Linked DNA regions of Mus musculus: region 1 is linked to region 2. Evidence: chromatin contacts called from ENCODE Hi-C or POLR2A ChIA-PET data. All regions are on one chromosome and are shown on one strand. The core of a region is the stretch at or near the end of the contact, and the rest is flanking DNA. Distances in the headings are between cores, read along the strand shown. Region 1 holds the start of E130308A19Rik (RIKEN cDNA E130308A19 gene). Region 2 holds the start of Hsdl2 (hydroxysteroid dehydrogenase like 2).

The links. A loop is a pair of places that touch in the nucleus more often than their neighbours do. ChIA-PET counts read pairs that join two places held with the same protein, here RNA polymerase II (POLR2A).
Region 1: a loop to region 2 is called in a map of left cerebral cortex, with 6 times the contacts of the local background. The contact joins the promoter of E130308A19Rik here to the promoter of Hsdl2 in region 2. A Hi-C loop is called at or near these places in 1 of 37 maps with a recorded cell type or tissue (left cerebral cortex). POLR2A ChIA-PET finds 5 or more read pairs at or near these places in 3 of 5 experiments (Patski and embryonic stem cell).

The regions. Positions count from the first base shown.
Region 1 is chr4:59,624,568-59,629,164 of GRCm38, reverse strand. It overlaps E130308A19Rik (RIKEN cDNA E130308A19 gene), which reads right to left and starts at 2,954. Exons shown (of 4, transcript NM_001015681.2): 1 at 2,674-2,954.
Region 2 is chr4:59,580,005-59,584,740 of GRCm38, reverse strand. It overlaps Hsdl2 (hydroxysteroid dehydrogenase like 2), which reads right to left and starts at 3,178. Exons shown (of 11, transcript NM_024255.3): 1 at 2,966-3,178. The coding sequence starts at 2,982.

The sequences.
Region 1 (4,597 bases), core at 1,705-4,204, 45 kb before region 2:
CTATCACACCTCTCACCAGGCCACAGAGAAGGGGGTGCGTGGGGGGAAGGATGGAGTGGGGGGGGGACGGTATGGGGGGGGGCTGGGGACAATACAGGCAGGACATGGACACAGTCACGACCAAAAGTCATCATAGGAAAGAACAAGTCATAGGAAAAAGACAAGATGAAAATTCACAGGTCTCTAAAGAGCAAATCTGTTACCTCACAGTTTTCTATTTTATTACACTAGTACCAAGCATAAAAGTACTGAAAAAGCCTGTAGACTTTTAAGTCTCCCAGATTTAACTGAGGACAGCTTAGTGTTGCTTAGGAAAACAACAACAACAACAACAAAAAAAAAAAACCAGCTAAATGGCAACTTCATTTTAAAGGCTAGTTGACACAAATTTTCTGCAAGGAGCATTTACTTGTTGTAAGGTTAAAAAAAATCAGGACAAAAATTAATTTATATGCCTTCAGACACCAACTGACTATATATATATATATATATATATATACACACACACACACACACACATATATAGCTACTCTGGAATGCTTCTGATTACACCATTATTAGTAATACAGAAAAAAATTAGTATTGACACACCAGTCAAAAAGAAATGAAAAGGCAAGGTATTATCTCTCAGGCAGCACAGATACAGGCACAAGGTGCCAGCACACCCTGGCACTGTTAACTTCTCCCCCACTTCACAGAGAAGCTTTGTTAGTCTTATCGCTGCCACTGACGGTCTAATAAATACATAAACAAGCAATTCAGCTTGCTAGCCTGTCTTCTTTAGTATTTCAACCAGTGCCAAAGAGCTGCAACTCTGACGCTGTTCTAGAACTCTCTGTTCCTGATAACAACAAACCCAATTCACGACTCCTCTTTAAGCTTTCTATAAGAGAGGCTGGAAAGGTTTAGGCCAGAGTGGACCAGAGCTACACACTAAGCTCTGTCCCTTTGTATAGTTTAAATCCATTTACCCAATCTAGACCGGAAGTCACAACAAAACCTGATCAACTATGGTAGAGGAAACTGCTTCTAGATATTCTAGATATCAAGTGTGTATAAATGTATATAGTCTGATAACTTATAAAAATTCGGTATACAATATCATTAATCTAATGTAACTGGGGCAAGAATCTAGGGTAAATTTTCCTCTCACAAAAAAGTCACTATTTTAAGCATATTAAATTCTTTTATGAAAAAAATAGGGTACTTGAATAAAAGTACATTGAATTGTATTTTTTCTTAAAATTTTAACAACTTAATAGAAATTTAAGGAGCTTTCATACCATAGTATTTTTCCCTTCAAATTTAGATTTTCTTTTTAAAGGAATCTTCCATTTTCTCCAAATGGCTGTTTAGTGCTCCTCAAAACTATTAAAAACAAAAACCATTTCCCGGTAACAGTCAGACTTATGTATGTCAATATGAATTCTCACAGTAGACAAAAATAAAGTTTCTAAAAGTGAGGAACAAACAGATTAACATAGTGCATAACCCAATACCTACATAGAAACGTGAGTCTGTGAAATGAATTTTATGAATGCTTAATGTACTTCATTTATTATTTGATCATTTATGAACACATAGCAACTGTTCACGAAGTAAGCCAGCTAATCAAATAAGAAAAAACAGAGCTACTACCTTCCACCTTTCAAAACACTATATCTAACGTACAACAACCCTACCCTTGGTTTGTACGCATGTAAGGAATAAATGTATCATGTAAAATAAGGAAATACCGCTGGGAAAAATCACTTCTAACATCACGTTCTCTTCATATGCTATGAAAAAAAAAAAAATCTCCTATCTTAAAACGGAAAACAAAGGTTTTAGCCTGCATGGAAAGACTATCATTGTTTTACTCTCTAATGCAAGCCCTACCATAAAAGCTGTCACTACATGACACTCCAATTAACTGTTTAGTAGGTAGACTACTCTATCGGTGATAATCCTAAGGACCACAAGAAAAAACTTTACTCCACAACTTCAAAACAATTTCTTTAAAAATATTAAAAAAAAAAAAAATCAGCCATGTTCGATTTTCTCCATTTAAGTCACTGCCTGACCTTTAACATTTTAAATTAAAGTCAGCCGTAAGAAAACCACAAACATTTTTTGTTTGTCTGTTTGTTTGTTTGTTTGTTTCATCTGATGTGTTTGTTGCTGGTCAGCTCAACCTCCTCTCTCCAGGACACTAGGTTTCTTGATCTATTTGATAACAAACCCAAATCACTGTGCGCAGCCTCAGATTGGGGGGAGCTTTTGGGAGAAAGCCCTCCTCCGTTAGAAACAATAAATAAGGGAGCAAAGCGCCGCACGTTCCTTTACACGCCCCACACGCACCTCCCGGTACCTCCGGACAACCAAGCTAGTCCGGCAGAGCCCCGAGGTGTCTCAGACTCTGCAACTAGCTAGGCAGACCGTTCCTCCTCCGTCCCGCCCTCCTGCCCAGCTCGGGGGACGCCGGCGCACCGACAGTCCCCGCCAAGACGCCGCCGGCCGCGAACCGGTGCGCGCCCCGCTCTGCGCCCGCAGACCCCTCCGCCCCTAGCGCCCTCCCGCCTCGCTGGCCCGGAGCAGACAAAAGGAAGGTTCTGAGGGTCACGGCGCGGCCGCCCACACACAAAGAGGCCCCGCGCCCGCGTGCTCCCCAGCCCCGCGCGGGCTCTCACCCACCTGCAGGTGTCTGTGCGTCTGTCCATAGGAACGCGGGCGGTGGGGCCTGCGGGAGCCCGGCGGCCCGAGCTGGACGGGGAGGGACGGCGGGACGGAGGGCGGCAGCACCACAGCCGGAGGCCCCGGGGCCGGAGTCGGTGAACCGGGAAGGGCGCCCCACGGGCTGCGCGGCGGGTGACGGCGGTGGTGCGATGAGAGGGGGGGGCGCAGGCGCCAGCCTGGCTCGGCCACCGGCGCGCGCCGCTCCGTGCGCCCCGGGCTCCGCGCGCCCGGCTTGGAGCGCGGGGGCGGGGCCGCGCGGGGCGGGGCCGGAGAGGGGCGGGGCGGGGGCTCGGACCCCAGCTTCAGCCGGCACCGGAAGCGCTCCTCAGGCGGCGGGACCTACAGGAAGTGTGTAGCGACGCCCGCGGAAGGCGCTCGACCCGCGGCGCTCGCTGCCCTGAGGGGGCGCGGGCCAAGCTCCTGTCAGCGACGCGAGCAGCCCGGAGCCGGCCGAGCTCGGCCCCCGTCGCTCCGACAGGTACAGAACCCACGCACGGTCTGTGCCACTTTCCACGCGTGTCCGCTGTCCTGGCCTCCGCGCACTTCAGCCTAAACACTTGAAGTAAGCAGAGCTTGATCGCGTTAGAGGTGTGTGACACCTCAGACAGAGTTGTGCCGGGTGGCCTGGGACCCGCAGTGTACTTACTCCATAGTGTCCTAATGTCCCACCGCATCGCATCCACACACACATCTAATAAACTGGAGTTCCCAGGGAAAAAAATAAAGAATAGTGCAAGGTGTTAAAGATTCTACACGCCTTAATAATTTATTTATTGCCTACCCATCAAACTTAATACCCTCATGACCTTAGGAAACTCTTTAATATGTCTTTTTTAGCAGTGGCTAAAAAAGTGGTTAAGAGCACTGGCTGCTCTTCCAGAACACCAAGTTGATTCCCGGCAGTATCTCACAACAGTCTGGAGTTCAGTCCCCGCGGTACGACAGAGCGGTGCAGACGTACATGCTGGCAAAACGACCACTAATAATAATAGTAGTAGTAATAGTAAAAAGAAGGAAGAAATGTATTGTCAGCTGACCTCTAGCTTCCACTGATTCAAAAGCTACAAATCTCATCAGTACCTGAAACTTGTAAATTTGGCCCACTTTGCTGTAATCCACCAACCTGCAGGCCTTGCCATTTGGTAATTGCCTTGATTTTATGACTTCCTTTTTTCTGTAAATAATAATAATAATAATAATAAAAGCTAATGTAACTACTTCCACAGTGGAGCATGTCTTCCAGGGTAATCTGAATCCATGTTGCTGGCCATCATTTGTATTTGGCTCAAGAGTAGACTCACTGAGCTCAGAGCTGTACTTTGGCATCTACACATTCATCCCACCCCAGGAGTGGGGCCGTTGTAACAGCTAAAACTCTCAGAGGTGCTCTGATACACAAGGCACTAAAAGCTACCTACACAGCATGGCACCACTGAGACAAGGCTGTGTGTTTAAAAACCCCTTTCATAGCACCTCCCAGATATGTCTGTGCCAAGCACTTAGTAAGTTGTTAATTCAGTTAGTCCTAGGAACGCTACAAAACTGGTGCTACTAACATTACTATTCTATAGAAAATTTGATACAAAATGTAATTTTTTTTATGTGTGTGGGGGTTGTTCTGCTTGCATGGATATCTCTGTGCCAGAGATGCCCTCGGTGCCTTCCCAGGCCAGTAGAGGGTGTCAAATGTCCTGGAACTGTAATTCCAGATGGGTGTGAGCTCCCTCCCGGGTGTTGGGAATCAAACCCAGGTCCTCTGGAAGAGCAACTACTGAGCCATCTCTCCAGCCTCACATTTTCAGGTACCTACTGAGAAGTGATATTGCAGTTCATAAGATGGTTGTAGTTTTAGTTTTCAGAAACTGAGGCTTAGAGAAACTAA
Region 2 (4,736 bases), core at 1,929-4,428:
CTTACTTCCTGGGCTAAAATAAATCTCAGGTGGATGAGAAAAGATGAATATAGTACATATGTATATATATGTATATATACATATATATGTATCCACCATAAAATATGAAATATTTATTAAAAGTATAAAAGTAAGGGTGGGAGTGGGTAGCTTGGGAGAATGTGTCTAAAGCATGTGGGTCCCTGAGTTCAATCTCCAGCATCACAAAATAAGTAAATAAGTCAGCGTAAGACTAAGACATCAGAATAGCACCTAAAATAAAAGATCTTTGTGTGGTCTTACAGGCTCATCCCAGAAACAAAGCAGCCTTCAAAGGTCAGAGTGATGATCCTGACTTTGAGGAAGCATATTTATTCATGTTTAATAAGGACCATAGTCAATGCTATAAGAAAACTCAAAAAAAAAAAAAACTTGTGAAACATGGTAAAAGAAAAGATTTCTCAAATAAATACACAAGTTCTCAGAGACCAGTCAAAACTTTTGGTGGTGCTAGCTCTCTCGGGGCCAAGAGACTGAAAAGGTGCTCGCCTGAACATGCACGAAGCCCTGGATTCTGTCCCAGGTCTCACAGCACAATGACAAAGACACCTTGCTGGTTAAACCAGGTCAGTAAAAAGATACAGAAATGGCTTTAAACCACACTTTCTCAGTCTCTGCAGAGCTGACCCTTTGAACTAGACAGTTCCACTATCAGGGGATGTTTACTGCTTGTAAGTAGTTTACATCCATCTAGGGGCTCCACCACTTGGCATCCCCTTTCAGCTATGATACTCTGTCTCCTTAGATATTGCCAAATGTCTTCTGGAGGCCAAACTGTCTCACCTTCACTAGTGAAAAAATAATACAAATTTTAACTATAATGAAGAGCCCCCCCCCCCCCGCCACTGGATGGGTTCCCAAAGAATTTACTTAGTCTGTATTAGAACTATTTTTAATTACTCTAGTTTTATAAACCACTTTAATATCCAGAAAAGCCAGTTCACTTCATTCTTTTTCCCCCTTTCAGGCTATTCTAGGGTCTTTAGTTTTTCAAACTTCAGAACCTGTGACTGGCTAGATTGGGCTCAGTACTCTCAATAACACTTTTGATGGTGCAATTCTTTTGGTGGTGAATACCTGTCTGTCTTGTAGTATCAAAAATTTTTAAAATATATTCCCTTGGTTCTAGCAATTTCACTTTCAAGAATTTATCCCAGATAGTATATTCATCTATGTGTAAACAGACACATAGAGGGATAGTAAAGCCAGGCATGGTGGCACAGACTTTTAATCCCAGCACCTAGGAGGTAAAAGCAGGCAAATGTCTGTGAGTTCAAGGCCAGCCTGGTTCAAATCACAAGTTCAAAGACAGCCAGGTTTACACTCAATTCTTTTTTTAAATAGTTTTTAAAAAAGATTTATCTATTACTATTCATTAGTACACTGTAGCTGTCTTCAGATGCACCAGAAGAGAGTGTCAGACCTCACTATGGATGGTTGTGAGCCACCATGTGGTTGCTGGGATTTGAACTCAGGACCTTCGGAAGAGCAGTCAGTGCTCTTAACCGCTGAGCCATTTCACCAGCCCCGTTTACATTCAATTCAAACCAAAATAAAACAAAAGAATAATAATGGAAGCAAAGATAGAATAAAACACCACCAAGAAAAAGATAACAAACAGCTGGAAATGACTTAATATCCAACAATTGGAAACAGGTTAAGTACATAATGGTCTTCAATAATAGTTTGCAACCATTAAAGAGGACAAGGACAGGCTCATGCCTTTAATCTCAACTCTGGGGAGGCAGAGGCAGGAGGAACTCCCTGAGTTCAAGACCAGCCTGGTCTACAGAGAGAGTTCCAGGATAGCTAGGGCACAGACAAACCTTGTCTCAAAACAACAACAACAAACAAAACAAGAGGACAAAGACAAGCTGTGTGTACTGGAAACCTAAGTATGTGCCAAGACATGTCAGGTAAAAACAGCAAGCCCAAAATGGAGTTTGCTACTATTTTCTAAAAAGAAGGTATCCCTGTAAGGTATACAAAATATGTTGATAAGTACAAAAAATACAAACAGAAAGAAACTGGAGTTTTAAAGAGACTTATACCCTTTTGAACTATTTAAGTCTTTTAGCTGTCTATATGTGTCAAACTAATTACAGAATGGGCTTAACTTGTCACTCTGCTTAAGATAAACTTTATAGAACATAGTGGACCTACCTGAGTTCAGCAGGAACCAAGGGCAAGAAGAATCGGGAAGAACATTGTTTAATGGGTATTTGTTTTGATTTTGTAAAGTCCTGGTGACTGGCTGCACAATTGTGTCTCTATATAAGTGGGCTTGGGGGAGGGGGTGTAGACAAGGTTCTAACTCTGTAGCGTTTGCTGACAGAGTGAGCCTAGCACACTCACTATGTAGACCAGAACAGCCTCGAATCAATAGATCTTCTGACCCTGCTTCTGAGTGCTGGCATTAAAAGCAGGCGCCACCGCACCTGGCTAGGCTGGGATAAATATACTTCATTTTTAAGTAAAATAAATAAATAAACCCCTTACCAGAAATGTTCGTATTGTAACATTTTAACTCGCTACTAACTTGAAAACCATTTTCAAAACACCATTCTTCTATTATTCTACAATCAAGCATACAAACAGAAAATCTGAAGTCACTGTCTCAAGCGACCTTTCGCCTAGAAGATGAAAGCAACATTGTCACCAGGCCAAGCTAAAGGCGAGATGGGGCTACAACGGGTCGTCGGGGACACCTACGCTCGCGACCTTTCCCCGTGGAGTATCTGACACCACTGCCCCTTGCAGTGTACAACTTTTGAGTCTCAGTAGTACAGAACTTTGGGTTCTCGTGCATGCGCAGGTCCCAGCGACTCTATCTTTCCGCGAACCGGTGTTCCAGAGCGCGCGGCTCTGGGTTGCGCCGGCGACCTGCCGACTGGCCCCTGACCCCATCCCACCCCCGTCCTCTTACCCAGTGTTGGGCAGCATGACCTTCGCAGTTCAGAGAACTTGGTGGCAGTGGAACAGCAGCGAGCTGTGAGTGACAGGCGAACTTTCTCTCCGCATTTAGCCGCGCCCCGGGCCCCGCCCCGAGACCCGCTCGGGGACCGGCCCTCCTACAAGACCGAGATCCTACAAGACCGAGAGCTTACAAGACGGTGTGCGCCTGCGCACACCGGGCACTGGGCGGTTCTTCCCGCAGTTCTACAAACGACACCCAGGAAACCAACGCTCTGCGCAGGCGCTTTGGAGTACACCTCCGCCCCGCCCCTTTCCCGAGTCTGTAGGTGACAATCAGTTTCTCCTGTGGGCCACTGGCGTGTCTAGAGCATCATTACTACGTAGGCTTTTCCTCCTCAGCCTAGGTTCGGCGCATCGACGGCTCCCAGCCAGCCAGATGGCGGATTGAGGGGCGCTCCGGGGACTGACTTGAGGGTGCTGGGCGTCGTTTTCCCCTGTCTGTCCCCGAGCCAAGGCGCTCTCTCCGAAGAACACTTGTAGACATCTGAAAAATGCTTTTTGCAGAAGCCGGTCACTCTCATTTTCGCTGCCACTGAATCTAAATTTAGCCTGACCTCCAGTGTCTGGAGACAGGAGTTTCTGGAAGAGATCTTTGCAAAGGTCTCCCGCAAGCGTTCATCGTATGATCCGGGCCACAGAAATCAAGGTTGGAGAAGGAATCCTCAGTCCTGGAATGAATGCCGGAATGAGGTCGAGTCTGGGATTCAGTTTCGTTCTTGGAGTTATACCTAACTGAGCTACCCAGGAAATGAAATTGTTTTGTATTTTGTAGCGGGAGAAAAAGATGCTAACGAGGTTGTTATCTAAAGCTTAGTTCAGAAAACAACTTAAGACAGGTAGGTATATACTCTCCTAATTGTCAAACTTGCTGGATCTTTTGGAAGAGCAGCCAGTGCTCAGACAAGAGAAACCTGCACATCAAATCCTACACTCTCCTGACCCTGCGCAGCTAGAGCAGTTATTACTCCCTCCCTCTCCCTGACGATACCCCCACCCCCGCGGGGGGTGGGGAAAGGCAAATGCCAGCCTTGAGAACAAAAGAAAAGCAGCATACCCTAGCCTCCACGTCACTTAAACTCGACCCCTTTTGATTAACAACCAACATTTCTCACAGTGCAGATGGCTCCTTGCTGTTGAAGGAAACCGAAGCCAATACCCTTGAAATGATAATAGCCCACTCTTAGACTATGAAAAAGAGACAAACGTTCCCAGACAGCTGTGGCCGGTTGTAAACATATCAGAAGCGGTTCTGATAGCACAAGTTACTCTTCCCAGGTCAGAAAGGTACCTTTTCAGCTACACGGTTCTGCCCTGCTGTCTGAACAAATGTTATCAGGTTTAAAGGACAGCATTCCTTTACCCTCTCCTATATTGCCAACACAAAAACCCGCTTGCGGGTTTTTTTCTTTATAAACCCCCTTTACTTAGGCCTGGGGGTTCACTCTTTCCTGTTCTGTCAGGAAGGTTGGTGGCCCAAGCTCGAGCTTAAATAAAGACCCTCATGCGATTACAGTGGGGTATGATTCCTGGTCCTCTCCTTGGGATTTTTACAATCTGGGCACAACACTCTTAACCAGGGAACCATCTCTCTAGCCCTAATTAAATATTCAAATAAAAACGTATTATTAAACTGTGGCTGTTTACCCTTTTATCACCTTGACCATTAGCTATTGACACGTGAGTTTGTAACCTATAATAATGATTATTGATGATTCTAGAAG